Linked DNA regions of Homo sapiens: region 1 is linked to region 2. A link is a loop called in an ENCODE intact Hi-C map of the cell type or tissue named here. Cell type or tissue: CD4-positive, alpha-beta T cell. All regions are shown on one strand. Links, peaks and the distances in the headings refer to the core of each region. The heading gives the core; the rest is flanking DNA. Region 1 has its middle 260 kb from the start of LINC02290. Region 2 has its middle 46 kb from the start of MIR4708.

The links. A loop is a pair of places that touch in the nucleus more often than their neighbours do. Peaks named below come from ENCODE experiments on the same cell type or tissue, not always from the same donor. Only the 100,000 strongest peaks of a DNase experiment are listed, where the experiment ranks them.
Region 1: a loop joins it to region 2, with 3 times the contacts of the local background. A loop is called at or near these places in 4 of 110 quality-filtered maps.

The regions. Positions count from the first base shown.
Region 1 is chr14:65,840,844-65,857,362 of GRCh38, reverse strand. No RefSeq gene overlaps it. Among named protein-coding and RNA genes, the nearest start is that of LINC02290, 260 kb to the left of the region's middle. RefSeq lists a silencer at 6,569-6,744. In CD4-positive, alpha-beta T cell, for the core only: no CTCF peak of the experiment used is centred there; DNase peaks (open chromatin) are centred at 6,762, 9,662, 10,092 and 10,692; H3K4me3 peaks cover 1,086 bases; H3K27ac peaks cover 4,056 bases.
Region 2 is chr14:65,280,627-65,297,145 of GRCh38, reverse strand. It overlaps the pseudogene PTBP1P. Among named protein-coding and RNA genes, the nearest start is that of MIR4708, 46 kb to the left of the region's middle. RefSeq lists enhancers at 9,513-9,752, 15,150-15,219, 14,672-15,240. In CD4-positive, alpha-beta T cell, for the core only: CTCF peaks have their summits at 10,234 and 10,433; DNase peaks (open chromatin) are centred at 9,185, 9,775 and 10,515; H3K4me3 peaks cover 1,868 bases; H3K27ac peaks cover 2,473 bases.

The DNA.
Region 1 (16,519 bases), core at 5,681-13,680, 560 kb before region 2:
TCCTGATACCAAAGCCTGGCAGAGACACAACCAAAAAAGAGAATTTTAGACCAATGTCCTTGATGAACATTGATGCAAAAATCCTCAATAAAATACTGGAAAACTGAATCCAGCAGCACATCAAAAAGCTTATCCACCATGATCAAGTGGGCTTCATCCCTGGGATGCAAGGCTGGTTCAATATACGCAAATCAATAAATGTAATCCAGCATATAAACAGAACCAAAGACAAAAACCACATGATTATCTCAATAGATGCAGAAAAGGCCTTTGACAAAATTCAACAACCCTTCATGCTAAAAACTCTCAATAAATTAGGTATTGATGGGACGTATCTCAAAATAATAAGAACTATCTATGACAAACCCACAGCCAATATCATACTGAATGGGCAAATACTGGAAGCATTCCCTTTGAAAACTGGCACAAGACAGGGATGCCCTCTCTAACCACACCTATTCAACATAGTGTTGGAAGTTCTGGCCAGGGCAATTAGGCAGGAGAAGGAAATAAAGGGTATTCAATTAGGAAAAGAGGAGGTCAAATTGTCCCTGTTTGCAGACGACATGATTGTATATCTAGAAAACCCCAATGTCTCAGCCCAAAATCTCCTTAAGCTGATAAGCAACTTCAGCAAAGTCTCAGGATACAAAATCAATGTACAAAAATCACAAGCATTCTTATACACCAATAACAGACAAACAGAGAGCCAAATCATGAGTGAACTCCCATTCACAAATGCTTCAAAGAGAATAAAATACCTAGGAATCCACCTTACAAGGGACGTGAAGGACCTCTTCAAGGAGAACTACAAACCACTGCTCAATGAAACAAAAGAGGATACAAACAAATGGAAGAACATTCCATGCTCATGGGTAGGAAGAATCAATATCGTGAAAATGGCCATACTGCCCAAGGTAATTTATAGATTCAATGCCATCCCCATCAAGCTACCAATGACTTTCTTCACACAATTGGTAAAAACTACTTTGAAGTTCATATGGAACCAAAAAAGAGCTCACATCGCCAAGTCAATCCTAAGCCAAAAGAACAAAGCTGGAGGCATCACACTACCTGACTTCAAACTATACTACAAGGCTACAGTAACCAAAACAGCATAGTACTGGTGCCAAAACAGAGATATAGATCAATGGAACAGAACAGAGCCCTGAGAAATAATGCCGCATATCTACAACTATCTGATCTTTGACAAACCTGAGAAAAACAAGCAATGGGAAAAGGATTCCCTATTTAATAAATGGTGCTGGGAAAACTGGCTAGCCATATGTAAAAAGCTGAAACTGGATCCCTTCCTTACACCTTATACAAAAATCAATTCAAGATAGATTAAAGACTTAAACGTTAGACCTAAAACCATAAAAACCCTAGAAGAAAACCTAGGCATTACCATTCAGGACATAGGCATGGGCAAGGACTTCATGTCTCAAACACCAAAAGCAATGGCAACAAAAGACAAAATTGACAAATGGGATCTAATTAAACTAAAGAGCTTCTGCACAGCAAAAGAAACTACCATCAGAGTGAACAGGCAACCCACAAAATGGGAGGACATTTTCGCAACCTACTCATCTGACAAAGGGCTAATATCCAGAATCTACAATGAACTCAAACAAATTTACAAGAAAAAAACAAACAACCCCATCAAAAAGTGGGTGAAAGACATGAACAGACACTTCTCAAAAGAAGACATTTATGCAGCCAAAAAACACATGAAAAAATGCTCACCATCACTGGCCATCAGAGAAATGCAAATCAAAACCACAATGAGATATCATCTCACACCAGTTAGAATGGCAATCATTAAAAAGTCAGGAAACAACAGGTGCTGGAGAGGATGTGGAGAAATAGGAACACTTTTACACTGTTGGTGGGACTGTAAACTAGTTCAACCATTGTGGAAGTCAGTGTGGTGATTCCTCAGGGATCTAGAACTAGAAATACCATGTGACCCAGCCATCCCATTACTGGGTATATACCCAAAGGACTATAAATCATGCTGCTATAAAGACACATGCACACGTATGTTTATTGTGGCACTATTCACAATAGCAAAGACTTGGAACCAACCCAAATGTCCAACAACGATAGACTGGATTAAGAAAATGTGGCACATATACACCATGGAATACTAGGCAGCCATAAAAAATGATGAGTTCATGTCCTTTGTAGGGACATGGATGAAATTGGAAATCATCCTTCTCAGTAAACTATCGCAAGAACAAAAAACCAAACACCGCATATTCTCACTCATAGGTGGGAATTGAACAATGAGAACATATGGACACAGGAAGGGGAACATCACACTCCAGGGACTGTTGTGGGGTGGGGGGAGGGATAGCATTGGGAGATATACCTAATGCTAGATGACGAGTTAGTGGGTGCAGCGCACCAGCATGGCACAGGTATACATATGTAACTAACCTGCATATTGTGCACATGTACCCTAAAACTTAAAGTATAATAATAAAAAGAAACATTGTAGTCATACACATCTAAATTTCATTTTCCTCAATATCCTTTCATTGATCTTCAACCCAAAAACCAATCTAAAACTTTAAGTTATTCCCATCTTTGGTATAATCTGCCTCTTCTGGATAATAAATGCCATATACCCACTGTAGGATATAGCACATCCTTTTACTCGACCCAGATTTATGTCTTTCAAGTTTCCCAGGGTGTCTTTACCAATACGTCAAGATTTGTTCAACAGCTTCACCACATGGCCCATGGATTCTTGATTATTACCTTAAATACTGCCCTAAAACCCAGCCATCTTTTAAAGTCGGCAGTAAAGTTTTAGAAAACGCATGTGATTCGCTGTTTTAATGAAAGGGTACTTTAAAAAATAAGAGGCAAAGCACGTTATTCGCCTTGGTTAAGTAAGCAGAAACTCCTGGGAGCCTGGCAGCTTGGCTTGTGAGGCCTGAGTCAATAAGCCCATGTCCACGTGGTGTCAGTTACCTTGGATTGCCAGCCAAGAACATAGGAAGAAATAAACAGCCTCATGGGGACTAATGTTGGAAATCAAAACATTCACACTTTATTGGGATCATTTGTCCTCTCACATGCTGTGAATGCACATAAGCTTTCAAATATATGCTCTTTTCCATGCACTTGCTTCCAGATATAGGATTGCCCTTACATCAAACAAGAATATAACTTCACATACATTATTGGTGAAAGGGTGATGACAATATAAAGGTGTGTAACGATATTATCCAATGACAGCAAGGCAAGGAATAAATTCTCACCTCATAAGATTTCAAAGGGAAAAGAAGCTGGTGACTAACCAGCACCAGGCTCTGGTTAATAGTCCCACTGGTGAGAATTCCCAAGTGATGTTGATCAGCGAAACCGCCATAGGCATTTGAGTAGCTAAGCACATCAAAGACCCCTATGATATCTACATCCATGTGGCTAGATCTGGGACTTAGCTGGATGTATATTAACACAAAATGTGTTTGTCAAATATCCCAGACAAGATGGGTGGATTTTCACTGTTTCAGTCCCTCCCCTCCCTGCTGCCCCTTATGGCCATTTGTATTTCGTAGTTTATGATTTCCAAGAACTACCTCTAAGTTGTTCGACCTCAGGATACCTCCCAGTGAGATCGCAAACCCTGTGAATACAAGAACCACGTCTTCAGATCCCTTTGTCTCCTCACTCAGGTCTTAATCCCAAGCCTTTTATAAACCAAACACCCAGTAGGTATTGCCTAACCAAAGGGCCTCATGTGGACTCAGAGATATCGACATGACGTCAGCCTTGAATTGCATTGCGCTGCATGACAAGAACTGTAAAGAGGGAGGAACTGAGGCTTGGAAACTGTCCTGCAAAACCATCTCTCCCCACTCCTACTGCAGATCCACTCATTTATTGGTCCTTTGATGTATTTTTGCCTTGGTTGTATTTTTTTTAATCATGCTATTAGGGTTTTGTTTTTCTTTCAGGTGGTGAGTTGAAGAGATAACCCTTTCTAAATTGCCAGCATTCCAAAGAGTCACAGGTTTGAGGCCAAAGGCACTCCTAAACAAGAAAGGTCAAGTGTGGTCACTCACCCAAGAAGCAGAGCAGGGCAAGCCACTTGCCCCCAATTAGAGACAGTCCCTTCATGTGAAATGCCAAGAAGCCTGCTTTTGATTTGTGGCAGCCTATAACCTGGCCATTGCTCGAGGTCTGAGTCTTAATATATTTTCTCCACTTTCCAAGTGTATACTTATTTAAATTTTAGAATCATCTGGTTATAAAGTCCTAGGGGTTTTGAAGAATAAAACAACAGGTCAGCTTGAAGTTAAAGAAGATAAATGAACACAGACCATGGGAACAAGGGCTGATGCCTGCTGGAAACTCAGCTAACCTGGTGTGGCAGAGGTACTGGCTGATTGCTTGAAGCAGCTGAGTCTGCATTAAAACTGGACACACCTGGAAATGATCATTTTGCAGTTTGCTTGGCCTCTTCCCTACGGGTAGACCTCACAGCCTTGTCTTATGTAAACAACAAACTCACACATTTCTGGCCAAAGAGGTTGAACAAACTGGCCTAGCACATTCATGACAAGGACTTCACGGTCAGGAACAGATCACCAAGTACAGAAGGAACATGCTAGACAGGGAGACAAGTTCATCACCCACAGTCAGTCTCTCCTAGTGTGCCTCTGGCCAAATACACTATGACAATAGACATGCTGCTTCACCCGAGTCCCTCTTAAGGCAGACCAGCAGCTCCCCAGTGCCCCAATGGCCCATACAGGACTATCTCCAAGCAGCTAGCAGACAGTGGTCACTGGTTGAGCAGACAAGAGCTTGGTCTCAGGGGTCCTAAGTCTAGAGCCTGGAATGAGGGCGAGGAGTCATGTTCCTGATCTCCTTTGCCATCCTATGTAGGGAATGTTGAAGGTCACTTTCATCAGACCCACAGAGATAACCATCCCTTTTATAAAGACTGAGTCCAATGGCCTCCTGGCACACACCCTGGCAGGCAGGTTTGTTTGAAATTTTTGAGAAAATAAATAAGCAAAAGCAAGCAAACCAAAGAAATAAAACCAAAACGACTGACTTCTCCAGCTGACAGGGCATTTCCTATACTTGCCTCCAGGAGCTCTGCGCCTGAGCCCAGCTGCCTCCTCACTGGACGACTATCCATGTCCCAAGCTACCTCTGTCATGAGAAGCCCTGCTTCTCTCTACTCTAAACCACCTTACGGTAAAGGCAAGACAATCAAGCAGTACAATCAGTAGCCAACCCTACTGGTATGATGACCCCAACATCGCTGAGTAAGCCCAAGACACAGAAGGTCAGCCCCTTCAGCATGGTCCCTTTGGCAACTAGAGGAAAGAACACGGATGTCATGGTTTTAAGACTCAAGCAACGTGATGTACGCTAGTGGGTAGAGCACAGGTGAGGGACATTCAGATACGGTCCCACTCCATTCATGACTGAACCTGACTGTGGCGCTGGCTCAGGAATGTTTTGCCTGGCACAGTGGTGGGCATCTGACATTTCAGGATTTGGGGACTAGTTACAGTCAAGGCAGTGACATGGTTTCTGTGACTGTCCTTTGATGAAGAAAGTAGGGTAAGGGTTGCACAAGCGAGGAATCATTTTACTTACAGAAACCACTTGTGCGAATTTAAATAAAGGGATATTTATTCTAAAGGTCTGGATTAAGAGGATCCAAGGAGAAGGTGACCAAGCAGACCCTGGAGCTGGGCCCATTTGGAGACCCCTGCAGCAAGCGTGCCTGGACCATCACTCTAGCGCCTGCGCATTGATCCCAGTCAGCAGCCTGATTACTTCGTCTTCATTTTCCAAGAGAGGAAATCTGATTGGCTTCTGGCCAGTCAGAATTGGTCCCTTTTTGGTCAATGAGATTGGGATAGAGAGGGGACATGATGAAAGGACTCCCCTTGTCTGATTAGAGTAAATGTAAGTCCTCTGGGAAGAGAGTGCAGGGACAGGAGGAGACTGGTGGGCAGTTCTGCCGCAGAAGTCCCCTCCTATTTCACCCCTTAGCGACGGGGCAGGATTCTTCTTTGCATCCCAGCATTATGACTCAGAAGAGTAGACCTGGAGCAGAGAAAACCCTTCCAACCTGGCCATCAAGGCTGATTGAAGGGAAACAAGGTACCTTCAGGTCAGTACATACATCATTTGGGAAAGTTGGGATGCGGGTGGGAGGGAAAGGGCAAGACGATGTGCACATTGCAGATTAATTAAGTGTCTGCATAGAGTGGACTCCCCTGCTTCCCTCAGACCCTGTCTCCTCTGTGCTCCCACCCAGAGGAATGGCTAATTGGCAGAAGGTCAGTGCATTTACCTAGAGTCATTCCAATCCGTCCGAGAGGCAGGAAGGGCAAGGAAGGAGTGGCTGGATGACACACTTTTATGCAATCATCTGGAAATCTAATTTGTGGAACAAGTAGCCATCTGTTCCATGGGTGATGTGCCAAAGTACCTGCCAACAACAGAACAAGCTTTCTGCTGTTCGGGTAACTAATTGCATCTATGGGACCAACACAGCATGAGACTCAACCCGTGGAATATGATCTCCCACTAAATTACCACTTTTGCTTCGGCTTTTCTTGGGGAGCCAGTATGCATACTACAGAGTCTCTGAAACAGCAGCAGAGAAACAGAGAGGCTGGGCAACCCCGCACCCCCCAAAACGGGATAGGACAGCAGGTGTCAAGGGTAGCACGTTCCTGGAGCTGTGCAGGAGACTGCGGCTTTGCTCTAGTTTCTTTTTCCCTTCTGAGAAACACGGAAGTCTGACTCAGTATGAAGCTGGGGAGGGTAGTCAGGGCCTAGAAGTGCTAAGTTGCTATCAGTGATTCCTTTTATGCCTTTTTCTTTTCTAAGATACCTCATTTAGAAACTAGAGGGAGTAGAATGTACTGGAGGTAAGAAATCTGTGTCTTCACCCCTATCACCACTGATGGCATGGTGGCCAACAGTTGCCTTGTTTAAAGTTTCAATGGTAGGTTCATCCAGTTACATAAACTCCTCATAGAAAATGACCTCTCGTTGTTTGGTATCACCCACGACAAGCATTACCCTACAGGAAGCAAGCCAATAGCAGGTGGATTCTCCTTCACTTTCTGCACCCGCTATCCCCAGAGCCCCGTCCATAGGCAAGAGAATCTCAAAGAGCCTAAGCAGACTTTTTCCTAGGTTTTCGTACTGCTTGATTAGTTATCTAGGAATGGATGGCTGGATCCATATCTATTCTGCCTCAAGAAACTTAACCCCAAACTCTTAGTGACAGTACATTTTTTCATCTCTGTTTTTCTTTTTTTAAAGAATATATCAGCAACTTCAAAAATGTACCAAGAATACCAGTTGTCATAGGGGCCTTAGTATCAGCTGCTTTGGCCTTCCAGTGGACTGGGGACAGGTCTCTCATCATATACCTGGCTGTCTGCTGGGCTCTTTCCAGTCTCTCATTAAATCCCTATCATGCTGGATTGGCTCTGAGCATTAGTGAAAAAAACACTTCCTGTTTTCCTGACAAAGCAGAACCTAGCACACTGCCCTTGTGTGATGAATACTTAGCGATTATCTTAGTGCAACCAAGAGGAAAAAAACAAGGGATTTAACCAGCAGGAGGGGAGTATGCTTAGCACTCAAGATGCTAAGCTGCTAATAATCAGTGTGAACCAAAGGTACTTCTGGCTGTCTGGTCCTCCAGGGGTCGGTGAAAGGTGTTGCATCAAAACTGCTGCAGAAGGCAGCTCCCTAACAGGCAGAACAGTTATTAGGCTGGGCCCACTATGAAAAATAAATAAGAAGTATTGGAAAGGATTAAATCAGCCTTATAGAGATGTCTCCATTAGCCACGGGAATAAAGGTTTCAGGTGGAAACCTCAGCATAATCCCACAAAACAAAGTATGATACTTAACAGTCACTTATGAAATGGATTTTATGAGGTTTTTGGTGTTCCATTTTTTTAATTTAAGAAGCGACTATAGAGTACCTTCTTTCTGACTGTATTTTGCTTAGAACTGGGAACACATGAGCCAGATGGTGGAAGGAATGTTGGCCAGGATTCACAATTCAGTGTCACCTCAGAGGTGACATGAGCCCCAAGAGCGTGTTGGTAAATGTCTAACAACTAGCTCTACCATAAAAGCCCTGATTTGTAGTGTTTGCCACTTTTAGTAGTGTAAATGTTCCCGCCACAGCTGGTTTCATGGTATCAACATAATGTTACTGAACACAGTGTTGGAAGAGATGAACACAGATAGTAGTATTTCCAGACAGATTCACCAGGCATAACAAAGAAAACCCAAGAGCATAGACAATAGTAAAATACAGCCAAATCATTAGGAAGTCATGAGTTTTGAGTACCTATTAGCCTTGTTTTAAATGTAATTTATTGAAGTGTGAGGTTTTTTTTGTTTGTTTGTTTGTTTTTGAGACGGAGTCTCGCTCTGTCGCCCAGGCCGGACTGCGGACTGCAGTGGCGCAATCTCGGCTCACTGCAAGCTCCGCTTCCCGGGTTCACGCCATTCTCCTGCCTCAGCCTCCCGAGTAGCTGGGACTACAGGCACCCGCCACCACGCCCGGCTAATTTTTTGTATTTTTAGTAGAGACGGGGTTTCACCTTGTTAGCCAGGATGGTCTCGATCTCCTGACCTCATGATCCACCCGCCTCGGCCTCCCAAAGTGCTGGGATTACAGGCGTGAGCCACCGCGCCCGGCCGAAGTGTGAGTTTATATCATTTAATTTTGAATACTGATTCTGGTTCACAAAATGCCTGAATATTGAACAAACCTTTGCAGGCTTGTATGAGCCAGACCCCACATACCACTGTATCCACCAGAACAGAGGCTGAATTCAGGTGACAGAAACCAGGAGACCCACCAACTTTGGTGGGACCTGGACTCTTACGACTACATTCAAATAAATTAATCACTTTTCATAAAAATTGATATATCAAAAAAAAAAAAAAATGTCAAGGAACACCTAAAATGCACTTGGATGGCTTAGTCTACCATTTGAAACAAAACATTTGTCAAGCCTGTAATCCCAGCACTTTGGGAGGCCAAAGTGGGTGGATCACAAGGTCAGGAATTCAAGACCAGCCTGGCCAACATAGTGAAACCCTGTCTCTACTAAAAACACAAAAATTAGCCAGGCATGGTGGTATGCACCTATAGCCCCACCTACTCGGGAGGCTGAGCCTGGAGAATCACTTGTACCCAGGAGGCAGAGGTTGCAGTGAGCTGAGACCGTGCCATTGCACCTGGGTGACACAGTGAGACTCCATCTCAAAAAAAAGAAAAAAAAAAATTATCAGTAAATTTCTCGTATTGGCACAACATTGATATCTAAAGGCTTTCCATGAAATTCAATATGTAATAGAAATTACAGTACTGGAAAATTGTGCTCAAGTGACCAATTATTAATAGAACTCTAATTAATCTTAATTCAACTAAACTTAAAACCTTACGAGATTTTAAGAATAATAAAAAATTTTTTTAGGATCTCTTAACTTACATCTCATTCTCAATATTATTGACTAGGTTTTTTTTTTTAAACTATGCCTTTTCGATGTCTCTGAGAGTATCTGATTGTTGTTTTTGTACAAAGGGGAAAGGTAGGAGGCAGTTTCCTCTCCAGGAGATGTTGGGCACAGATATGTAATAACTAAACCACAAGGCAGAATTGTCTGTTGCTTTAGATTCTACGTATTTGAACTGTAAAGTGTCTTTCAACTCTGAACTCTGGGAATCTACATTTCTATCGGAAGGGCCAAGAAATGCCTTTCTGTCATGTGTGAGCTGGAAGAGTTTGCTTTGGAAACTCTTTCCATCAGTGATGAATTGTGCCTCCTCTGTGTGGTTCTACTGGGTGCTGGAGATGCACATACACAAGTCCATGGCAAGGTCTACAAAATTCTCATACACCAGGAGAAATTCACCCAAAGAGTTCATTTCAGCAGTGTTCATAATAGTTAAAAAACGAAAACAAATGCATGGTAAGGTACTGATAAGCTCAAAACAAGCACTGCCCTGGGCCTGCTTCCCACAATAGCCTCAAGGTCTTTCCTCTTCCGCTCAGTCATCCTCAGAGGTGGTAAGACTTGGTGAGAGATCTAGAAAGAAACCATCAGGTGAAGGCCGTGTTTTCTATGTCAGGAAACACGTGATGCACAGTCTCTTGGAGACAAAGTAGAAGTAGAAATGTCTCTGGGGACAAAGTAGAAGCTGGTGATATGAAGCAAGTCTCCAGGAATTATGTGCAAATGATGAATTTCCCAACCCTGTACCTGTAAGAACTTCAAAATTTCCTGGGCCAGGTGTGGCTAGGGAATTATTCAATTCCATAATTCCCATGTGGGTTCTGTTGTCTCCCCGCCCACACTTTCCTTGAGTCTGTCTTTTGCCTCTTCACTCACCACTGTCCACCCCCATTCCTGAGAAAAATTAGGTGTCCAAGTCCCTAAATCTGGTGCCACTTCCATTTCCACACATCCACCTTTGTTAAGTTCTGGCGAAGGAAATTACTTTAGATCTTTGTTCAAAAGTCATATATTTCAAATATAGTTTTACGTGGTGAAATTCTACCTTAAGCTGGCATTTATTTGACTCATTTTTCTAACAGAGCAAGGTCTGGTTCAAAACAGCAGAGTGAGCTGATTCTCAGCTAGTAATGGTTGCTAGGAAACCATTCTGTGGCAAATCAGAATCACATAAGCTCTGACTTCCCCATCTTGTGAACTCCTATAGAATTAATGCAGGCTCTACTCATTCAGTGATGAATCAGTACTGCCCAAGGATATCTCTTCTCTCTTACTGTTAAATTGTTATTTAATAATTAACTTTTATCTATAGTTTATGTCTTAGCTTTCCAGTTAGTTTTTAAACTTCAGAGGATGAGTCTTTTAGCCTGTGTATTTTGAGACCTCCACTTGCAAATGCCTAGTTGGCAGGGCTTAACCAATATGCACTGATTGTATTTGAAGGCAGGTGGTCATGTGGAAGAAACACTTCCAGATTGGAAAAAGAACAGTCTGGTACTTTCTACCAATAATTAAATGAGTTTTCAAAGCTATTTTCTTTCTTTGGCTTGTATGTCTGTTTTCTGCTCTTAAATTTGAGGCCACAGAAAACTTGGTGGAATATTCAAGAAATGGTTATATGAATTGATGCAATTTCTTTAGAGAACAATTTGGTAATATTTGTTAAAGCTGGACATACATGTAGGCAAGTCTATTGCTAGGTGCATAAAATTCTCATACACCAGAAGAAATTCACCGAAAGGGCTCATTTCAGCAGTGTTCATAATAGTTTTATAAAAATGAAAACAAATGTTAATAAAGAAGAATAGATTAAAAATGGTGGGCTGGGTGTGGTGGCTCACGCCTGTAATCCCAGCACTGTGGGAGGCCGAGGCAAGAGAATCACTTGAGGTCAGGAGTTCGAGACGGCTTGGCCAACATGGTGAACCTCGTTTTTACTAAAAATACAAAAATTAGCCAGGCATGGTGGCATGTGCCTGTAATCCTAGCTACGTGGGAGGCTGAGGTGGGAGAATTGCTTGAACCTGGTAGATGGAGGTTGCAGTGAGCCAAGATTGCACCACTGCACTCCAGGCTGGACAACAGAGCAATACTCTGTCTTGGGAAAAAAAAATTGGTGCCAGATTCCTACAACAGCACACTACACTAATATCATTCTATGCTACACAACGCTATATCACTCTAGGCCATACTAATAACAGTTAAAATGAGCTGGAGTTACATATGTCAACATGGTACATCACTGGGCAAAACAAACCTATTTGCAGAGAAATGCATATCATATGATATTATTTAGATAAAGTTTAAGATGTGTTATACCAAATTGTGTGTATGAATATAATACATAGTAAAAATTTACAAATACTATGTTATGGTAATAAAATCACTAAATTCAGTAAAGTGGTTGCCTTTGGGAAAGGGGGAAAGAGGATGTGTTGGGGGACTACACAATTTTTCCTATAATGTTTTATGAAAAAATATATTTGAAGAAAACATAAGCTGGGTGTATAATGGCTATATTATTCACCACGGGTTTTTTATGTTTTATATATTCATTTTCTTTCTGGAAATTTGTTTTAGGGTGACAAAAGGCCCATGATTCTTTCACTTGGGCAGATCACTGCACAAAGCTGGCACAGGAGAAGATAGTTAATTTCGGTTCAGGTATTTGATTCCTGCCAAGTTAGATGGATTCTTCTGAAGTTCTGTCTACACACTAGAAAGCTCACATGAATTAGGTCTTTTAAATATCAGTTATAAAACAAAGGGAGGTCAGACAATGAGGCATGATTTTTTAAATATAGTAAATAATAATCTTTGTTTTGCCTTGTCTGAATAAAGTTAATTATAAAAGCAATATATCACTTTGGCAACTAACAATGCCTAGAGCAATGGCGCCAAAGCTTTAAAAAGCGTAAAAATCACCTGGGATGCTTGTTAAAATGCAGATTCCCAAGTCCCACTCCCTCCCCCACCATGATGCTGAGACAGTATAGCAGGGTTGAGGCCCTGTCATTTCCATCTTTAGCAACCACCCCAGCTAGTTCTGGTGGGTGAACAGGGTAACCATCGAGTAAACTGGGACTCTCTCAGACAGATAGCCCTACCCATGAACCAGAGAACGTTAGTGATTCTGATTACGAGAACACACTGCGAGCATTGCGGATGTAATATAAATATTAGCCAGTAATTATCTGCTTGAAATTTCAAATCTACAAAATTATCACACACAGCATCCATTCATTCACCAAATATTTACTGAATGTCTATTATGTGCACAGTATTCTTTTGGTCTTCCTTCATTCTACTCTGTGACTCTCTTTACACATATACATATGTATATTTTCACATAAATGTGATCAAAAAATTCATCATCTTGGCTTTCGCTTTTTTTTGCCCTCAAAGTCACACTGATGTGCCAGGGATACATTTTTTCCATGAGGTCGGCGGGTAAGTGTAGTAGTTTTGTGCTTAACCACCCTTTCCTACTCTCCTCCTTCTTCCATCTATATTAGCCACCCCTCACCCAGATAATCTATGTTAACACCTTAATACGTACCCTTCAATATATTTCTTTATGCTCATAAGATCTTATAAACATAAAAGCACAGCATATTTATGTGTACGGATGACTCAGTGTAATAACAGGTATGGTCTCTCTTCTGGGAGCTGACCATCTTTGGAAGGAGACAATGCACATTTACAAGACAAAGCGGGGAAGCTTGCACACATGGCACAGTGCCATAGCAATACAGTGAAAAAATAGATGGAAAAGACCTATCAGCATGAGGGTTGCAGCTTATGAGAGGCAGAAAATAGAAAATGTAAGGGGTCATCAAGAAAATCCTCACTGTCATGGTCTCCACATGGACCGCTTGAATCAAAATTAACTCAAAACCCAGATGCTATGTGTACTAGAGACACATCTGCCAAGTCAAGAAGGAAATGTCTCTCCCTCAGAGGACAGAGCTGAGGGGAGCATCCCTCCCTAAGGTGGGGTTCCTGGACCCCAGGAGCATCGTGGGCCTGGAGCCAGGGGAAGGTCAGGAGAGCAGAGGCACCATATTCAACTGAGCAAATGCCACAGTGACATTTGCAGGCACAATCATGTAAATGTTATTTACTGTGAGAAATGCATTTCTCAGGCAGATGCTTCCCACCATCTATTCACTTGGCTGCCTCAGAAAGAAGCGATTCTTTGCTCAGCCTCCCAGGTGGGTGTTGGTGTGTCAGGGGTCCTGGGATTGAGACTTGGCAGTCAACCTACAGGTGTAGCTAAAATCCTCCTCTTGGCTGGTGAAATGGGCTTCTGCCCCAGGAGTGGCAGGGCCTGAACTTGTAGCCTTTGAAGGATGCATCAATCCCCTCCTTCCAGGTCAGCCCCATGACTCTACTGAGAAGGGAAGTGAGGCTTTGGGTAGAAGCTGCTGCCTTGGTGAAACCAGCATCAGAGCTCAGGGATGCAGCAGGGTTACAAAAAGATGAGAAAGTGACACAGAGACAAACAAAGCAGCCAAACAACAAGCAGCCGGGGTCTGTGAGGCAAAAGGAGATTGCTGCCTGTTCAAAAGCCCTCGCTTCTCATTGCCTACTGGGCAGCCCTATTCATCCAGCATGACTTTTATGTTTTCAGTCCCCTTGGCAGAACAGAAATGTAGGGTCAGAGGCTCTCCAGTCCTTGGCTGGACCAGGTATCAGGTGGAAAAATAAAGTCTGCTAAACAAAGAAATCCACAGCATGACTTTCAATGCTACCTGGGCTGGCCCCATACCATTCAATGGAAACAACCAGAACCCACTAGAATCCTCTGAGAAATATATTTGTTGCAGTCCTACCAAAGTAAGGTGATAAAGTTTAAAAGCCACTGCACCTGGAATTGAATACCTAGAAAGGCAGCACAGTGGAAAGAAAATGAGACATCAGTGGTTGATATTCCAGCCCCACCACTTGCCTATAGATCCCTTAACCACACTGAGCCTCCATTTCTTCATTTGTAGAATGAGGATATTAACATCCTCCTTTTTAACTCACCTGATGGATGTAGGGATTGTGCGTGGCGATGACCACTACAGCATTTTTGAAATAGTAAAGGTTATATCATGCTAAGGTATTTATGGCACTGTTTCAGATCTTCTGCTACTAAAGATTTGAGAGACCCCGATGATGAGGTCTCAGGAGAGATGTACAACCTAGGGACATTTAGCGAGGACACCCAGGCAATGCCTAATTACCTGCTAAACATGGTAGAGAAAAAATGGCCACAGCCGTTCAGAAAATCAAGTGATGACTGGTCTATGGGGTATAGTTTCAGAGAGGGGTTGGGAGTTGAGTCAGTTCTTGCAAATTTATATAATGACACCGTTAAAGAACCCAGATAAACACAAAGCATGTAGTGGCTTTATTAGAGGGTAGAGAGAAGTTATCTGTGCCCCCAAGTTGGCAGGGTATCTGTGAAGCTAAGCCTACATCTCCCCCTTATGAAATGGCCTCTAGATGTCTTCTGCTGACCCCACTTACCTTTTAGATGAGAGATAATGAACCACAAAAGAGCCCTCCAACCCCTCATTTCCTCATACTCCTTTCCTTAGGTTTTTCCTCCAAGGCCCCAATGTTAAGAAAAATGTTCTACAATTAAAAATTCAAGCAGTAATCCAGGCACTCCAATCTACTTTGTAGGACAGAGTGTAAATGATAGAAAAATAAGTGTATGTCATTACCTTTTCCCTACTTATTACTTATTCAAAATATAAATGGCTGCCAATCAGCTCTTCAGATTAGCATGAGATCACCAGTGTCACCGCACTGAACTAATAGGATAATCCTTTCTTTAAAAGTTTATTTTTGTAGAGATGGGGTCCCACTGTGTTGCCTAGGCTGGTCTCGAATTCCTGGGCTCAAGTGACCCACCCACCTCAGCCTCTCAAAGTGCTGGGATTATAGGTGTGAGTTATCACACCAAATTAATAGTATCATTTTAACCAAAGAGCAGAGAAACTTGGCATTTTTGTTAGTAAATACATTATCTGTGTAAATGTACAATTTCCAAGAGATTTTCTGAAATACTGAAAAGAGTTCGAATATCTGATGGGACCTGAAACCTCAGATTTTTAGGTTGGCAATCACTTTTCTAGAAGGTAGTTTATAATCCACCTGCCATGACAAGGAAGTTAAAAATAAATTGCCTTGACCAACTTTGAGGCTTAGAAGTGAAATGAAGGTGACCAGAAAAGCATCCACGCTGTTCATCTTGGCTCTTCCTCCTTATTTCCCGCGTGCTTCAGAGCGGGACCCTCCGCCATCGGCCCCGTGGGTTTCTTCCAAACGGGACTCAGTGGTGGGCCCTCAGCCATGAAAAGCTCTTCACTCAGAAGAAGCCTGGACGTGTACTCATTGGTTGTCAGGAACTGTTCAATTGCCCCACCCCCACCATTAGCCCTGCTACCCTCATTCCCCAGCCACGTGCCTCACTTCATCTCAGCCCCAGACGGGAGTCCATGCTGAGCTTCTTCGAGGCCAGGGCATCTGGGCAGGAAGGGAAATGGCTGGACCAACCCCTAGTCCAACCCATTCATTGGGCTGACTTGCCCAAAACCATAAGGCTCACTGGGGCTGAACTGAGCCTGGCATTGGGTTTTCCTGCCTCCTAATCCAATTCCCTTTCTGTTTCTTCTTTGGAAGGCAGAATTTGTAATGTATTGGTGTGAAATAAAACTAATCTCAGAAATTCCACCATGGTTTTCACAAAGCAGTGTTGTAACAACAGAAGGTTTAAGGCCTAAGGAAGAATACTGGAAAATAAAACTTGGTGAGTAAGAATGCACTGGACCATCTCCAGCAAACATCAAAACAGAAAGTACTCTGAATTCCAAAGACTGGTATCCATAAACCAGGCAGAGAGATCTCTAGAGAAGAGTTGTTTGCCAGTGGAAATGTCCTTTGAGCAACTTCCCTATCTGCCATGTTGTGTGGTCTC
Region 2 (16,519 bases), core at 5,572-13,571:
CCTAATAATCACAGTGGAAGGCGAAGGGTAAGCAAGCATGTCTTACCATGGCAGAGCAGGAGAGAGAGACAGGGAACGAAGGGGGAAGTGCCACACACTTTTAAACCATCAGCTCTCGTGAGAACTTACTATCATGAGAAAAGCAAGGGGGAATTCTGCCCCATGATCTAACCACCTCCCACCAGATCCCTCCTCCAACACTGAGAATTACAATTTGACATGAGATTGGGTGGGCACACAGAGCCAAATCATATCACTCTACCACTACACCATCATGCCTCCAAAGAGGACCAGAATTTGGTCAATAAATTTACTTAACATTTATTGCATGTCTACTATATTCCAGGCACTGTTCTAGACACTCACTATATAATAATGAACAACATAAACAAAATCCCTGATCACATTAGGTTTAAAGACTGGAAGTTATTGAAATTGTAACCTTATGTTGTTTTCAGACTAGTCTGACCTTGGACACACAGGTTACATAAGGAAACTTGAATAATTCTGAGGCTTGAGATAACTTGGATTTCCATTACTCAGCCCTGCTCAGGGCCAGCTGCCAATGTCTCCCCCACTACTCATCTGTACATAATCTGCTCCATTACACTGATTTAGGAGAAAAACATAGTTCACTTCTGTTTTCCAAAGAATGAGAATAACTTGTGCTGGAGAGCAGTTGAGAACAGGGGAACAAGGACAGAAACAGAGGACACAATGCTCTTGAGGGTTGCTGATGCCTATGCAAGAATGTTTGCATTTAGAAACAGCATCTATATCCATATATATACCCATATAGTGTGTGTGTGTGTGTGTGTGTGTGTGTGTGTGTATATACATCCATATAGCTTACACACAATCAAGCTCTCATCCACATCCCTTTGAACAGATAGAGTACCAAGACAGGCCAGTCAAGAGCATGGTGAGTGTATATATACAACTGATGCTATGGGAATATTGGCAGGGTGGACTAGTCAGAGTCAAGTATGACACCATTGCTAGAAGCTTTCTATAACCCAATGTAAGAGATGCAGGGTACATGGAATCATGATTTGACTTCCATTTTAACTAAGCCCATGACAAAGGAGGTAGAACATAGTTGTTAAGAACATGAACTCTGTAGCTGGGTGTGATGGTGCATGCCTGTAGTCCCAGCTACTCAGGAGGCTGAGTTAGGAGGATCACCTGAGCCAGGGGAGATTGAGGCTGTAGTGAGCTATGAATCTGCCACTACACTACAGCCTGGGCACGGTATGAACTCTAGAGAAAAACTTCTTGAGTGACTCCATGTTGTGCCACTTACTAGCTGTGGGGCCATGAATAAATGATTTAATTTCTTTTTGCTTCACCTTCCTATCTTTAATATGGAGATAGCCAGGCACAGTGGTTTGCACCTGTAATCCCAGCACTTTGGGAGGCTGAGGCAGGAGGATCACTTGAGCTCAGGAGTTCGAGACCAGCCTGAGCAACATAGTGAGACCTCATCTCTACAAAACAATTAAAAAATTAGCCAGGTGTGGTGGAGCACACCTGTAGTCCCAGCTACCCAAGAGGCTGAGGTGAGATCACTTGAACCTAGGAATTCCAGGCTACATGCCACTGCATTCCAGCCTGGGCTACAGAGCAAGACCCTGTTTAAAAAAATAAAATAAAGTAAAATAAAATAAAACAGAGATAATAATAAAAGCTGCCTCACAGGATGGATTGTAAAGATTAGCAAAATATAAGTGTTAGCTATTATTAACAAAGTAAGATTCTTTGGATAATCGGTCATGATTGATATTATATGTGTTTATGAAATCCTATTTCATTTTTCCTCTTTCAGGGCAGAAAGGAAGATTATATACTGCATTGTTCCTTTCATGTACAGCTAGGTTTTAGCCAATTGATTACTGGTGGAAATGATAGCCACCCTCAGTCTTGACGCTTATAAACATCCTACAGGGTTTTTGCCCCTGCTGCAGCAATCCTGAAAGTCACATGAGATGGCAACATTCTAAGATGGTAGAACCTCCATCAACCTGGGTCCCTGAGAGATTATATGGAGCAAATCTCCCCTGAGCCCCATCCTTATCTACACTGGACATGTCACATAAACAAGAAATGAATGCTTTACTATATCAAGCCAGTGAGATTAGAGATTCATTGTTGCCAAAGCATAATCTCTCCTGTCCTGATGGAGAGGCACCATGGGCCTTCGTGTTCCAAGACTTGGAGTCTTAAATGCCTAAAGTGCTAGGTTATCTACTCAAGTCCTAGGGTGTGGAGGTTTCTCCATTTAAGCCTCTTAACTTCTTATTTTTATTTTTATTTTTTTTGATGGAGTCTTGCTCTGTCACCCAGGCTGGAGTGCAGTGGCGCAATCTCGGCTCACTGCAAGCTCCACCTCCCAGGTTCATGACATTCTCCTACCTCAGCCTCCCGAGTAGCTGGGACTACAGGCGCCCGCCACGACGCCCGGCTAATTTTTTTGTATTTTTAGTAGAGACGGGGTTTCACTGCATTAGCCAGGTCGGTCTCAATCTCCTGACCTTGTGATCCGCCCGCCTCGGCCTCCCAAAGTGCTGGGATTACAGGCGTGAGCCACCACGCCCAGCCGCCTCTTAACTTCTTAAGAGCCATGGATTCTTTTTATACTGCCAACAGCAACCTATATTTTTTAAGGAAGGATAAAACATTCCCCCTTCCTTTTCAAGCTGGATCTCAGCAGAAAGTCTTGCTGCTATTTTTCCAAATGCCACACTCATTCATTCTTCTATACCTTGACTTATCAAGTTTCCTTTTGTTTTGTCAGTTTGTCCAGTTGATGGCCTAGCCTTCATGAAGTATAAAGTCTGCTTAAAATGTTCATGTTTCCATGGCCAGTCGCAGTGGCTCACGCCTGTAATCCCAGCACTTTGGGAGCCCAAGGCGGGAGGATCACCTGAGGTCGGGAGTTTGAGACCAGCCTGACCAACACAGAGAAACCTCTTCTCTACTAAAAATACAAACATTAGCCAGGCGTGGTGGCGCATGCCTGTAATCCCAGCTACTTGGGAGGCTGAGGCAGGAGGATCGCTTGAACCCAGGAGGCGGAGGTCGTAGTAAGCCAAGATTGCACCACTGTACTCCAGCCTGGGCAACAAGAACGAAACTACATCTCAAAAAAACAAAACAAAACAAAAAACAACAAAGTTCATGTTTCCCTTTTCTAGAATCTTACTGCACTTATAGTTAACATTGGCACTTAGTAATATAAGATCTTGTTTTAGGGACCTTAGCTTTATCACTCTGGTGAGATTAAGGGCAGGGACGTTCTTTTAGATAACCACAGGGCCTAAGGCACCATTGGGCCTCAAATAGATGGCCTATAGATATTTATTGAATTAAATTTCTAGGCAATGTATTAAAGCCCAGACTTGCCACATTCTTGACCCTTTCTTTTTTTTTGAGACGGAGTCTAGCTCTGTCGCCCAGGCTGGGGTGCAGTGGTGCTATCTTGGCTCACTGCAACCTCCACCTCACGGGTTCAAGTGATTCTCCTGTCTCAGGCTCCTGAGTAGCTGGGATCATAGACGCCTGCCACCATGCCTGGCTAATTTTTGTGTTTTTAGTAGAGACGGGGTTTCACCATATTGGTCAGGCTGGTCTCAAACTCCTGACCTTGTGATCTGCCCGCCTCGGCCTCCCAAAGTGCTGGGATTACAGGTGTGAGCCACTGCGCCCAGCCATTCTTGATCCTTTCTTCCCAGAATAGGTCTGTGGGTAAAGAAAGGTGACTGGAAACGTTCCCCATCACCTTCTGGTCTGAATGAATTAGGGCATCTTTGTCCATGCTCATTAGAAAGGTGGATATGGCTGGGTGTGGTGGCTCACACCTGTAATCCCAGCACTTTTGGAGGCCCAAAGTGCTGGGTTTACAGGGAGGATTGCTTGAGTCCAAGAGTTCAAGACCAGCCTGGGCAACAGAGCGAGACCCCCATCTCTACAAAAAATAAAAAAGTTAACTGGGTGTGGTGGCATACACCTATGGTCTCAGCTACTTGGAAGGCTGAGGTGGGAGAATCACTTGAGCCCTGGAGGTTGAGACTGCAATGACCTATGATGGTGCCACTACACCCCAGCCTGGGTGACAGAGCAAGACCCTGTTTAAAAAAAAAAAAAGAAAGGAAGGAAGATATGTGTGTTGTGGGTTAGGGAACTGAGAAGGGGTGACAGTCAGGGAGTTGACACAATATTTATTTCTATTCCCTTATATATTGCTGAGTAAATATAGCTAAATTCTTATGAGCCTCTGCAGGTAAACCATAAAGCTCTCTAAGGACAAGCACCATGTTTTCTATTGATCAAATATTGATAGTTCTTTTATTTCAAACAAGACTCAGTGACAGGACCTTATATTTGCAGCATTATTTAAAATGTACAAGATATTTTCTAATTTTTGTCTTATTTGCTCTTTATAGTAATCAAGGCTCCACATACCTGGTTTAGGTCACTGTACTGCCAAGTTAAAAAGAAGTTGGAAATGTTCCTTTGAGTTCTTTTGTGTTTCTTGTTTCTTTTCTTTTCTTTTTTTTTTTTTTTTTTTTGATACAGAGTCTTGCTCTGTCGCCCAGGCTGGAGTACAGTGGCGTGATCTTGGCTCACTGCAACCTCTGCTTCCCGGTTCAAGCGATTCTCCTGCCGCAGCCTCCCGAGTAGCTGGGACTACAGGCGCCCAGCACCACGCCCAACTAATTTTTCTATTTTTAGTAGAGATGGGGTTTCACCATATTGGCCAGGCTGGTCTTGAACTCCTGACCTTGTGATCTGCCCACCTCGGCCTCCCAAAGTGTTGGGATTACAGGCGTGAGCCACCACACCCAGTCTCTTTTTAGTTTCTACACATCCAGCAATAATCTTATTTGAAATTTAGTGGTGAGCACAATTCAGTGCCCACTTGTAAGAGCTGGCACCTTACAAGTACCGCTAATCTTGGCCTGCATTGTTTACAAGAGGAGAGGCAGCTTCCTGTTTCCTTAGCCACAGTGGCTGCAGAGTCACTTACACTCTTAAGCTCCATCTTAGGACAAGCAGACAACGATCACCAACTGAGAACTCCTGAGCCAGGGTACCACCAAAGCCCCCTTGACCGAAAATTTAAGGGTTCATACTTTCTCCAGTTGATTGGAGCTGGGGACCAAGCCCTGGAACCAAACCAGTTACCGGGCTTATCAGGAAGCTATCCAGTGTTGCTGGGAAGCGTGAGGGTCAGGAACTCAGAGGTAATTCAGCCTTGCTGGGCTTAGAAGGTCAGAACCAAACTGGTCTTGGGCAGGAAAAGGAAGGAGCCCTGTCCTCCTAAGCCCTCCCTTCCTTGGGTTCTGGGAGGAAGCTCTGGGCTGCTGGCCTCTGTTTCCTCCACCTGGCACTTCCCCATTCTTCCACCTTCTTAGGTTGACCGACCATTTCAGTTTGCCTGGGACCAAGGGGGTTCCCAAGATGTGGACTTTTAGTTTTTTGTTTGTTTGTTTTTGTTTTTTGAAACAGTCTTGCTCTGTCACCCAGGCTGGAGTGCAGTCATGGGATCTCGGCTCACTGCAATCTCTGCCTCCTGGATTTGAGAGATTCTTATGTCTCAGTCTCCCAATTAACTGGGTCTACAGGCACGCGCCACCACGCCTGGCTAATTTTTGTATTTTTAGTAGAGGCAGGGTTTAGCCATGTTGGCCAGGCTGCTCTGAAACTCCTGGGCTCGGGTGATCCACCCACCTTAGCCTCCCAAAGTGCTGAGTTTACAGGTGTGAGCCACCACTCCTGGCCTGGACTTTTAGTTTTTAAGCCAGTAAAGTCCTGGAAAAAAAAATAGGTAGGTCATCTTAGGACTTCTGGGACTTCGTCCTCGGTTCTCACCTCTCTCTTTTCCCATGGTCTTCCCAGAGATTTCACTGACTCCACAGCTTTCACCAACTTTTGATGCATAATTCCCCAACAGACCCTCACCTCTGGCTGCTCCTGAGCACCAGGCCAGCATTTCAACCATCAGGCTTTATTGTCATTTACACAGCTAACCTCAAATCCCATGGGTTCTAAATGAGTCACCCTCTCACGCCTCCACCCCACCAACCCTGCTCCCACTCATCTTCCCTGTATTTCCGCATTTGTCAATGCCACAGCATTGTTTCAGTTGTTCAAGATTTGTAATATTGACTCATATTCATTGAATACCTCCTCTGTGCCAGGTTCCTAGGTGCTGGGGACTCAGCAGTGAGCAAGAGTCATGGAGCCCTCACGGAACTTGCATTTTAGTCAAGAGAGACAGAAAAAAAAAAAAAAAAAATATATATATATATAGAGAGAGAGAGAGAGAGAGAGAGAGAGAGAGAGAGAGAGACAGAGAGAGAGTTAAGTACTGTGGAGCAACATTATTTTTCAAAAATTTTTATGGCCAAGTGCAGTGGCTCACATCTATAATCCCAGCACTTTGGGAGGCTGAGGCGGGTGGATCACTTGAGGTCAGGAGTTCGAGACCAGCCTGGCCAACATGGTGAAACCCCATCTCTATTAAAAATACAAAAATTAGCCAGGTGTGGTGGCACACACCTGTAATCCCAGCTACTCGGGAGGCTGAGGCAGGAGAATTGCTTGAACCCAGGAGCTGGAGATTGCAGCGAGCTGAGATCGCGCCACCGTACTCCAGCCTGCGCAAAAAAGCGACACGCCGCTCAAAAAAGAAAAAAAAAATATTTCCTTAAAGTTTCTTTTTTGAGACAGGCTCTTGTTCTGTCACCCAGGCTGGAATAGATGGTGTGATCTCAGTTCACTGCAGTCTCTGCCTTTGGGCCTCAAGGCTGGACTTGAACTCCTGAGTTCAGGTGACCCACCTGCATGGAGCTACCAAAGTGCTAGAATTAATTTTTGCCCAGCCCGGGGAAAAATTAATAAGCAAATACAAGGAATGCTTAGGGTGGGGGATGCAATAATAGATGGGGAATGAAGGGAATCCTTTTGATGTGAGGCAGAGGTCTGAGGAAGTGAAAACATGAGCCAGGGACCTCTGGAGTAAGAGTGTCCCAAGCAGAGGGCACAGTAAATGCAAAGACCAATGTAGCTGGGCAGACCAGGCCAGGGAAAGAATGATGAGAAATAAATCAGGGATAAAACAGGGGTGGGGGAAAATCAGTTTCTGTAGGGCCTTGTAGATAAAAGCATTTTATTTTCACTCATTTACCCTTTAATTTGTTGCCAAACCACAATGATCCCACCTCTCTCTTTCCCATTTCTGCAGCTACCACCTTGAGACAATCCTTCCTACTTACCATTTGAATTATTATATTGGCTTCCTGAGGGGTATTTTTGCCCCTTGTCTCTCCCTACTCTAATCCTACTCATGGTTGCTATAATCTTCTTGGAGCACAGTTCTGATCATCATCATCATAAGATCATTAGCATACATTTATGTATCTCTGAATAAAAATATACTTCGAAAGGAGGGGGACGGACACAGGAGATATGTTCCCACAACTTCCCAGCATGTCCTTGTCAGAAATAGATAAAACTGTCAAAAGTATGTTGTCAAACACGTCAGAGTTCTGTTTTTATGCCATAATGTAACAATTGAAAATTTTTCATCAAAATAAAAAATAAATAGAAAGATGAATTAGTCACAACTCCTTTAGTTGCCACTAACAGAAACTCAGTTCAAGTATCTTTCAGAAGGTGATATATGTTAGCCCACATAGATAGATATTTGACATCTTCAGGAATGGCTAGCTCCAGGTGCTCAGCAAGGGCAACAAGAAATCTATCTTTCTCTTGGATTTGCTTTTTATCTCTGTTGTCCTTACTCTCCAGCAGACTCTACTCATGCAGTGGTAAAGATGGCTTACATCCCCTCAGCTTTGCAACCCCAGTGGAGAAAGGGTGCCTCTTTCAGCAGAAGTCCTAATGCTGACTCTCATCGGCTCACTCTGGACAAAGGGATTACTCCTCAACCACTTATTATGACTGCAGTTAGTCGGTCCTGGGTCATACACCCACCCCTGGAGTCAGGGACTGAGGTCAACCTCACTTGAACTACATGGACAGAGAGTGGAAGATGGGTGGTTCCCAAAGGAACACTTCATATTCAGGATGGAGGAGGGATGGTGGGCAGGCAAAAACAAGTGTCCACAATCAAAGGCTAGGAGCACCATTTTTGGTGAGCCCTAACCCCAAACACCTCTAAGAACTCAATAGGCCTCCGCCCTCAAATAGTATTAGTCACGTTGTGCCTATAATTGATCATTTAAATGACTTTCTTGCCCCAACATCTTAAATGGCTCTCCATTGCTCCCTCTTTGCCAGTCAGCTCTCTTCCTTCTCTGAATCTACTTAGTTGCTTGACAACAGGGCCTGGGGATGGAAAGAGTCTTTATCTCTGAGAGCAGGCTTTCAATACGTTGCAGCTATTGTTTATAACGCCTGTGATCATAGGCACAGCCACATTATTATTATTATTATTATTTTTTGAGATGGGGGTCTGACTCTGTTGCCCAGGCTGGAGTGTCATGGCGCTCACGGCAACCTCTGTCTTCTGGGCTCAAGTGATCCTCCCTCCTCAGCCTTCAGAGTAGCTGGAACCACAGGCAAACATCACTGCACCCAGCTAATTTTTTGTATTTTTCGTAGAGATGGGGTTTCACCATGTTGCCCAGGATGGTCTCAAACTCCTGGGCTCAGGTGATCCTCCTGCCTCGGCCTCTCAAAGTGCTGGGATTACAGGCATAAGCCACCGCGCCTGGCCACAGCTGTCCCCCCAAATATTTCAAGTAGGCATCTACTGAGACTTAATACCCACACAACAACCTTATGAAAAAGTAGGCTTTATGTATGGGGAAGGTGAGGCACAGACATGTTGACTACCTTGCCTACTGTTTTTTTTCACACAACCAAAATATGGAGGCTCTGGGATTTGAACCCAGGGCTCTCCGACTCCTAAGTCCCGTTAGGAACCTGCACATTATTCCATTTCTATGAAGGGGAGGGAAAGAGCTCCTCACTTAAGTATACCAACAGTTCTCAAATCACTTGAAACTCACCAGCAGCCATGACCGTCCCCCCAGGGGAAGTAGGTAGCCAGATTTCACCTCATTCTACTTCTTTACCAGACAGAAAAATGGAGCAGAACCCAAACTGGTGGCTTGATAAGGGAACACTCAGAAAAGTAAAGGAAGTGGTGGTGCTGAAGCACCCTGCTGCCTCTTACCTCAAAGATCCTTCCACCAAACAAATACCACCCACCTTCGAAAACAGTCGTTGTGGTTGGAACAATGTCTGCATAAAAATAACCGGGCTTATCTTACTCAATCTTGCTTCCCTTCCTTGTCGGGAAAATGTCTGCCCTTCTGGTCTAGTCGGTGCAAGAGAGGCTTCCTGCCCGGTGTCCAGCACTGAGGGGGTGTCGCAGCTATGGTCAGCCTCCCTCTGCGGCCCCTGAAGCAAGCAGAGAGCGCCTCAGACCTCGTGTTGGGACCTGAGCGCGCAGCCCGGCTCCCAGGCCCCCAGAGGGCGGGTTCCTGGCTCCGCTCAGAGGCCTTTCAAGCCCCATTAGCCTCCAGCTCAGAGGCCCCTGGGCCCACCTACACTCTGGCCCCTGATGGGCTCGGATGACAACTCAAAACCCACATCCTGAGGGAATTCTGATGAAACCTTTGAAGGCTCCATGTCTTGGGGAAGACCAGGTGGGCGTGAAAGTCGGTCTCAGCGGAGACGCCCAGGGGCGCGTGGGCCCTAGAAAGGCCCGGCTGTCCCGAGCACGGCCTGGAGTGAAGCAGCTGGTGGAGAACACGGGCGCAGGTGTGAGCCTGGTGAAAGCGTGGGCTGCTCAGTGCTCTGTAGAGAGCAGCTGCAAACAGTGAGGAGGAGGCTCATGGTCTGGGCCCTCGCAGGGATGGGCAAGGCATGGCCCTAATGAATCTGGCTCCAAGCACACCCCCTCTAGCTTAAGCTTGGGGACTGGGAAAGGAGGAGGCCCAGGGGGCAGAGCTGAGAGGACATCTCAGGAGTTAGGGTTACCAAGCAACTGAAGAAGACGTAGGAGCAGCTCCTAGCTGAGTATGCCCGGGGTGCAGCACCGAGAATGCCTGGCGGGGAGGGTTGGGAGGGAGGGCTTGCCTTGCCCAGTCATACTTGGAACTTAGATCCTTGGATTTTAATGCTCTTGTGGAAGACATGAGACAAGATCTTGGACCGAGGAGGTGAACATCTGTTGCATTTTATCCAGTATATTCCTGTCTTATAGTGAGAGACTATTTAAGAATATTAAGTTCCCCATATTGATGTAAAGAGAAGTCCGAATGGACTCTTTAAAAAATTTTAAATGTATGTTAAACTTTCCATCATGGAACATTTTACCCACCGCCCTCCCTCCCCATCACCTGGATTATTTTGAAGCAAAATCCAGTCATCGAATCATTTCGCCCATACATAGTCCAGTCAGTATCTCTAAATTTTAGAGCTGTTATTCTCAGCCCAGGACAGTTTTGCCCCCTAGGGGACATTTGGCAATATGTGGAGACCTTTTTTTGTTTTTACAACGTTGGGGGGAGGGGGTGTGCACCCAGCATCTAGCTACTGGAAGACAGGGTAGAAACAGGGCTGCTACGAAACATTCTGCAATGCACAGGCCAGCGCCTCACGACAAAGAACTACATGGCTCAAAATAACAATTGTGACAAGGTCGAAAACCATGTTTTAGAGTCTAAAAGAGAAGAACACTCTAAATACATCACTACAATATTGTTAGCATTCATAAAAACAATAATTCCTTAATATAGAATATCTGATTAATATTAAAATTTCCCCGATTATCTTGTACATTTAAAAAATTTGGGGTTTAAATCAAGATCCAAATAAGACTCATACATTGCAATTGGTTGATATATTTCTTTTTGTTTTTTTCCTGCATCCAATCATCCATTATAGTTGATATATTTCTTAGGTCTTCTTGAATCTACAGGTTCCCATCCCTCTTTTTTCCTTTTATTTATTATAAAACAGATTTATTTTTAATTACAAAAGAGTACACGACTACATTCCTGACATCAAACTTGAAACATACAGGTAAAGCAAACATTTCCTACCTATGACAGTCCAATCCCAGTCCTCTCCCCAAAGAACTCATTTATCAAAATTGTGTGTGTATTGGTTAAGATTATATTCAACTGGCCGGGCACACTGGCTCACGCCTGTAATCCCAGCACTTTGGGAGGCCGAGGTAGGTGGATTACCTGAGGTCAGGAGTTCGAGACCAGCCTGACCAATATGGTGAAACTGCGTCTCCACTAAAAATACAAAATAGCCGGGCGTGGTGGCGCATGCCTGTAATCCCAGCTACTGGGGAGGCTGAGACAGGAGAATTGCTTGAACCTAGGAGGTGGAGGTTGCAGTGAGCCGAGATTGCACACTGCACTTCAGCCTGGGTGACAGAGCGAGACTCCATCTCAAAAAAAAAAAATTATATTCAACTACATGTTTCAAAAAACATAATAATAACAAAAGCTTTAATTTTATTTATTTTTCAGAAAGATAAGCCAAGGAATAGGCAGTCCAGGGCTAATATGGCACCTCCATGAAGTTTTTAGGGTCCCAAGTTTCTTCTAGCTCCCTGCCCTACCATCTGTGAATGTGGCCCCCATCCTCATGTAGCACAATGGCTAATGGAGAACCATCCCTCTTATCTATATTAGGACTAGGTAGCAAGATGGAAAAGTGGAAGGGTGTATCTCTCTGTATTAGTTTGCTAGGGCTGCTGTGACAAAGGACCACAAATTGAGCAGCTCATACCACAAAAATTTACTTATTGTCTCACAATTCTCACAATTCTGCAGGCTAGAAGTCCAACATCAATGTATCAGGCAGGATTGGTTCCTTCTGAGAACTGTAAGGAAAATTCCGTCCCATGCCTCTCCCCTAGCTGCTCGTGATTGGCTGGAAATCTTTGAGTTTCCTTACCTTGTGGAAGCATCACCCCAATCTCTGCCTCGGTCGTCACATGGCATTCTCCCTGTGTGTGTGTTTCTGTGTCCAATTTTCCCCTTTATATAAGGACATATTTATATTGGATTAGGGCCCACCCTCATGACCTCATTTTAACTAATTACATTTGCGAGTGCCCTATTCCAAATAAGGTCACATGCTGAGGTACGAGGGATTAGGACTTTTATATATAAATTTTGGGGAGAGACAATTTAACCCACAACACTCTCCCATAAAGAGACTTTGTAGAAGTCTCTTACGCTTCTTTGTTTATACTTCTTTCGTCAAAACTTAGTCTTATGGCCACAGTTCGCTGCAAGAGATGCTGGGGAAGGGAAGCTTTCACTGAGCACATGACCATCCCCGCAAAAGGCGGTTTTTTGTTACCAAAAAGGAAGGAAAAATGGACAGGGCAACTACCAGCAATCTGCCATGGAATGTATCCTACCAGACATTTTTCTGTATGTTGCACATAATCAAATGACCACAAACTGGGTGGCCTAAAATACCAGAAATTGATTCTCTCACAGTTTTGGAGCCAGAACTCCAAAATCAAGGTGTTGTTGGGGCCACACTCCTTCCAATGCCTCTAGTGGACGATCCTCCCTGGCCTCTCCAGCTTCTGGTGGCTTCTTTGTTCCTTGGCCTGTGGCTGCATCACTTCAGCCTCTGCCTCCATGTTCACATGGACTTCCCCTCTGGGCCTTCTCCTCTTCTGTCTGTCTGTTTTTGAGACTGGGTCTCGCTCTGTCGCCCAGGCTGGAGTGCAGTGGTGTGAACACTGTTCACCTCAGCTTCGACCTCTGAAGCTCAAGCGATTCTCCCATCTCAGCTTTCTGAGTATCTGGGGCCACAGGTGCGTGCCACTGTGCCTGGCTAATTCTTTGTAGAGATGGGGTCTCACCGTGTTGCCTGGGCTGGTCTCAAGCGATCCTCCCACCTTGGCCTTCCAAACTGCTGAGATTACATGCGTGAGCCACTGCACCAGACCCTTTTCTGTCTCTTATAAAAACACTTGTCATGGCTGGGCATGGTGGCTCACGCCTCTAATCCCAGCATTTTGGGAGGCCGAGGCGGGTGGATCACCTGAGGTCAGGATTTCAAGACCAGCCTGACCAACATGGAGAAACCCCATCTCTACTAAAAATACAAAATTAGCCAGGTGTGGTGGCACATGCCTTTAATCCCAGCTATTCAGGAGGCTGAGGCAGGAGAATTGCTTGAACCCTGGAGGCGGAGGTTGCGGTGAGCCAAGATCACGACATTGCACTCCAGCTTGGGCAACAAGAGTGAAACACTGTCTAAAAAAAAAAAAACAAAACCAAAAAACCCCAAAAAACACAAAAACACTTGTCATTGGATTTAGGGCCCACCCAGGTAATCCAGGATCATCTCATTTTAAGATCTTTTATTTTTACATCTGCCAAGACCTTTTTTGCTTCATTTTTCTCACACCCAATCACATCCTGGACCCATCCATGAGTTCCAGGATGCGACCATATCCTTTAGGGTGAGGGGACCATTCAATGTCCTACACCCTCCCTGGAGCAGCAGATATTTCCAGGAATAGCAAAATATGGCTCTCCACATTGTCCTTGTTCATTTTAATTAGCAATGGCAGAGGAAGGGGACTGTAGTAAAACTTTAATGAAATGCTACACACTCTGGGAAGCGTAAGTGGATCTGGTTGCCTAGGGTCTGTTTAAAGTCAGAGAAACTCGGAAGGTTCTGCTAAGTGTTGGCATGTGGGTGCCAAGCTATTTTTGGTAGAATGGTAAACTATGCTAGCATGTTTTTCGATGTTTACCATGCATTTTAGAGAGGTTTCCTGCTAAATGAATTTTCAATTGAGAGCCAGCTCAGGAGTGGGCACAGAAAGATGGAAGGGTAAGAGAAACATTTCCAATGTACCAAGGTATGAGTTGCAGGGCCTCACTTCTTACTTAAAGAGCAAAATGTTGGCTAGGGGTAGTGGTGGAAAGTTCCTGATGCCAGATTTTTGAGGTGAGAGAAAGAAATAGTATCAGCCCTGTACCTGCCACTCTGTTCTTCATCTGCTTCAATTTCAGTTTCAGTATTTACTGAGACCATACTGGGCGCCAGGAAAGACTTATTTTCCTCAAGCCTCACAAGCAGCTAGGTGTTATTACTTTGTCCACTTTCCAGATGAGATGCTGTGATTCCGAGAGGTTAAGGCACTTGCGCCCATGATCATGTAGCTGTAAGTGGCTAAAGCAGAAGTTCTGAATGTTTTCTGACTGCTAACTTGGTGCTCTCTCTACCACAGCATGAGAGATGAACATTCCTTTCTGCTTACGGGTGCCTATCCTGGTAAGGGGGTAGAGAGAGGAGCAGGCTCATCTCCTACCCACCAGGGCTTGCTCCTTCCTCCCATTTGAAAGCAGAACAGGCTGCGGCAGGAGGCATGCAATTGGTGTTTCTGCCGGTCTCCAATCCTAGTGGAAGAAACTGCCTAATTAAAGTCTGCAGCATGCCCAGAAGCTTCCGGGGTTGTTTTCCGTGCAATCCCAGAGCCTGATGATACATATTCTTCATGTTTATGTGGCGGGATACACTGTGCTCCATGAACATGAAGTATTAGTGAGCCAATTTCACCATCTACGCAGCTACAGAGCAACCGGAAGGCATCCCTGTTTTAATTTATGAGGGACCAGCATGCGCAATCAATAGGTGCCCCACAGGTTATTAAAGAGGAGAAAGATGGCTCAGGCAGCCCTGTTTACTAACAGGGAAATGGTCTTCTGGCAGCTTCTGGCTTGCAATGCATTTACATTTCCTTTTCAGGCCAGAAACAGTGGTGTTCCCTTTTCATCTCAGCCCCGAGCCTGAGAACAGGGGGCTGGTGGAGGCTCAGGCAGAATCTGAAAGTGCCCTTCCCTGCACTGTAATCTCAGAGAGAGGATGGGGTGGGGAGTCAGCCCAAAGATTTGTGAAGTCCCTTTGTGTTTTGAGGCCCTGGAGAACAATAGCTTTCCAGGATGGGGGTTGGGATGTAGGGGATGGGAGTGGGTGACTGGGTGTGAGAACAACGAAGCAAAAAGGAATAGGCAACTCCTACCAGGCTGGCTGGAGGGGGAGTGGTCTTTGGTCGGCCTGCCAGTCTCTGGAGAAGTCCTTTTATTCACTGCTTTTGCTTTCTCTTTGTTTTGGGTCCTTTGATTTCAGGAAGCTATGGTTCTTTTGCAGTCTACTTTTTAATAATTCTGGAGGAAGAGGGTAGATTGGATTTTAAAATAAAACAGTAACAGCACTGGGTTATTTAAGTAGAAAGGAAAAAAGTACTTCCCTTCAGTCCACGTTCTGCAGGGCAAGATGGGGTAATACAGCAGTTCTCAAATTTTTTTGTCTCAGGACCCTTGTATATACTCTTAAAATGTATGTAGGTTAGTGGCAGAAAATTTAAAATATTTGTCAATTTTAAGATCACAATAATAAACCCATTACATGTTAATATACATATTTCTATTTAAATTAAATTAAATTAATTAATTTTAGCACAGTGAACTAGATTTAATTTAAAAAAAAAACAGGTAAACTGATTTCTTTTTAAAGAAAGAAAGGCCGGGCTCGGTGGCTCATGCCTGTAATCCCAGCACTTTGGGAGGCCGAGGCGGGCGGATCACGAGGTCAGGAGATCGAGACCATCCTGGCTAACACGGTGAAACCCTGTCTCTACTAAAAATACAAAAAATTAGCTGGGCATGGTGGTGGGCGCCTGTAGCCCCAGCTACTCGGGAGCCTGAGGCAGGAGAAAGGCGTGAACCTGGGAGGCGGAGCTTGCAGTGAGCCGAGATCGCGCCACTCCACTCCAGCCTGGGCGACAGAGCGAGACGCCTTCTCAAAAAAAAAAAAAAAAAAAAAAAAAGAAAGAAAGAAAATCTCTGGTCAGTTAAGGTCACTTCAGCTGCTTTTTAAAGTCGCTTTTTTTGGAATGATGGAAGTTGTCGCCAGGGGGCCCGGCTGTGGTGGGCCTGTGCCCATAGATGGTGGACTTGGAGAAGGAGACCCGCAGGTGGTGGTTCTCCCAGATGTCGTGGTTGTGTAGGGCAATGGGGGTCTGGACCGCCTCCTCCACGGAGCGCATTTGGATCAGCGCCATCTTGCGGTTCTTCTGGAAGAACTTGAATCCTATGACTATGCCCCCATGGCTGGAGGAGAGGACCTTGAGATCTTCCTCGGATACTGAGGGCGGGATGTTGGAGAGGTGCACGGTGGCCGAGGGCGGGAATATGTTCTGGAAGTTCTTGAAGCCTGGCTTCTTGAAGCGGTGCAGGGGCGAGTTGCCATAGTCCTTGGTCAGGCCCTGGTCCTCCCGGCCCTCGCGGGGCAGCTGCACGTTCTGGTGCTTCAAGGGCGTGATACGGATGAGATGCGGATGGGCTTCCCGTGCAGCTTGTGCCAGTTCAGGTGGCTCATGGCCAGCTGGGCCTGGTTGCCGTCCGCCATCTGAACCAGAGCGTTCTCCTTCTTATTGAACGGGATCTTCACGCGCTGCACGTCCCCGTAGACGCTGAAAAGAATA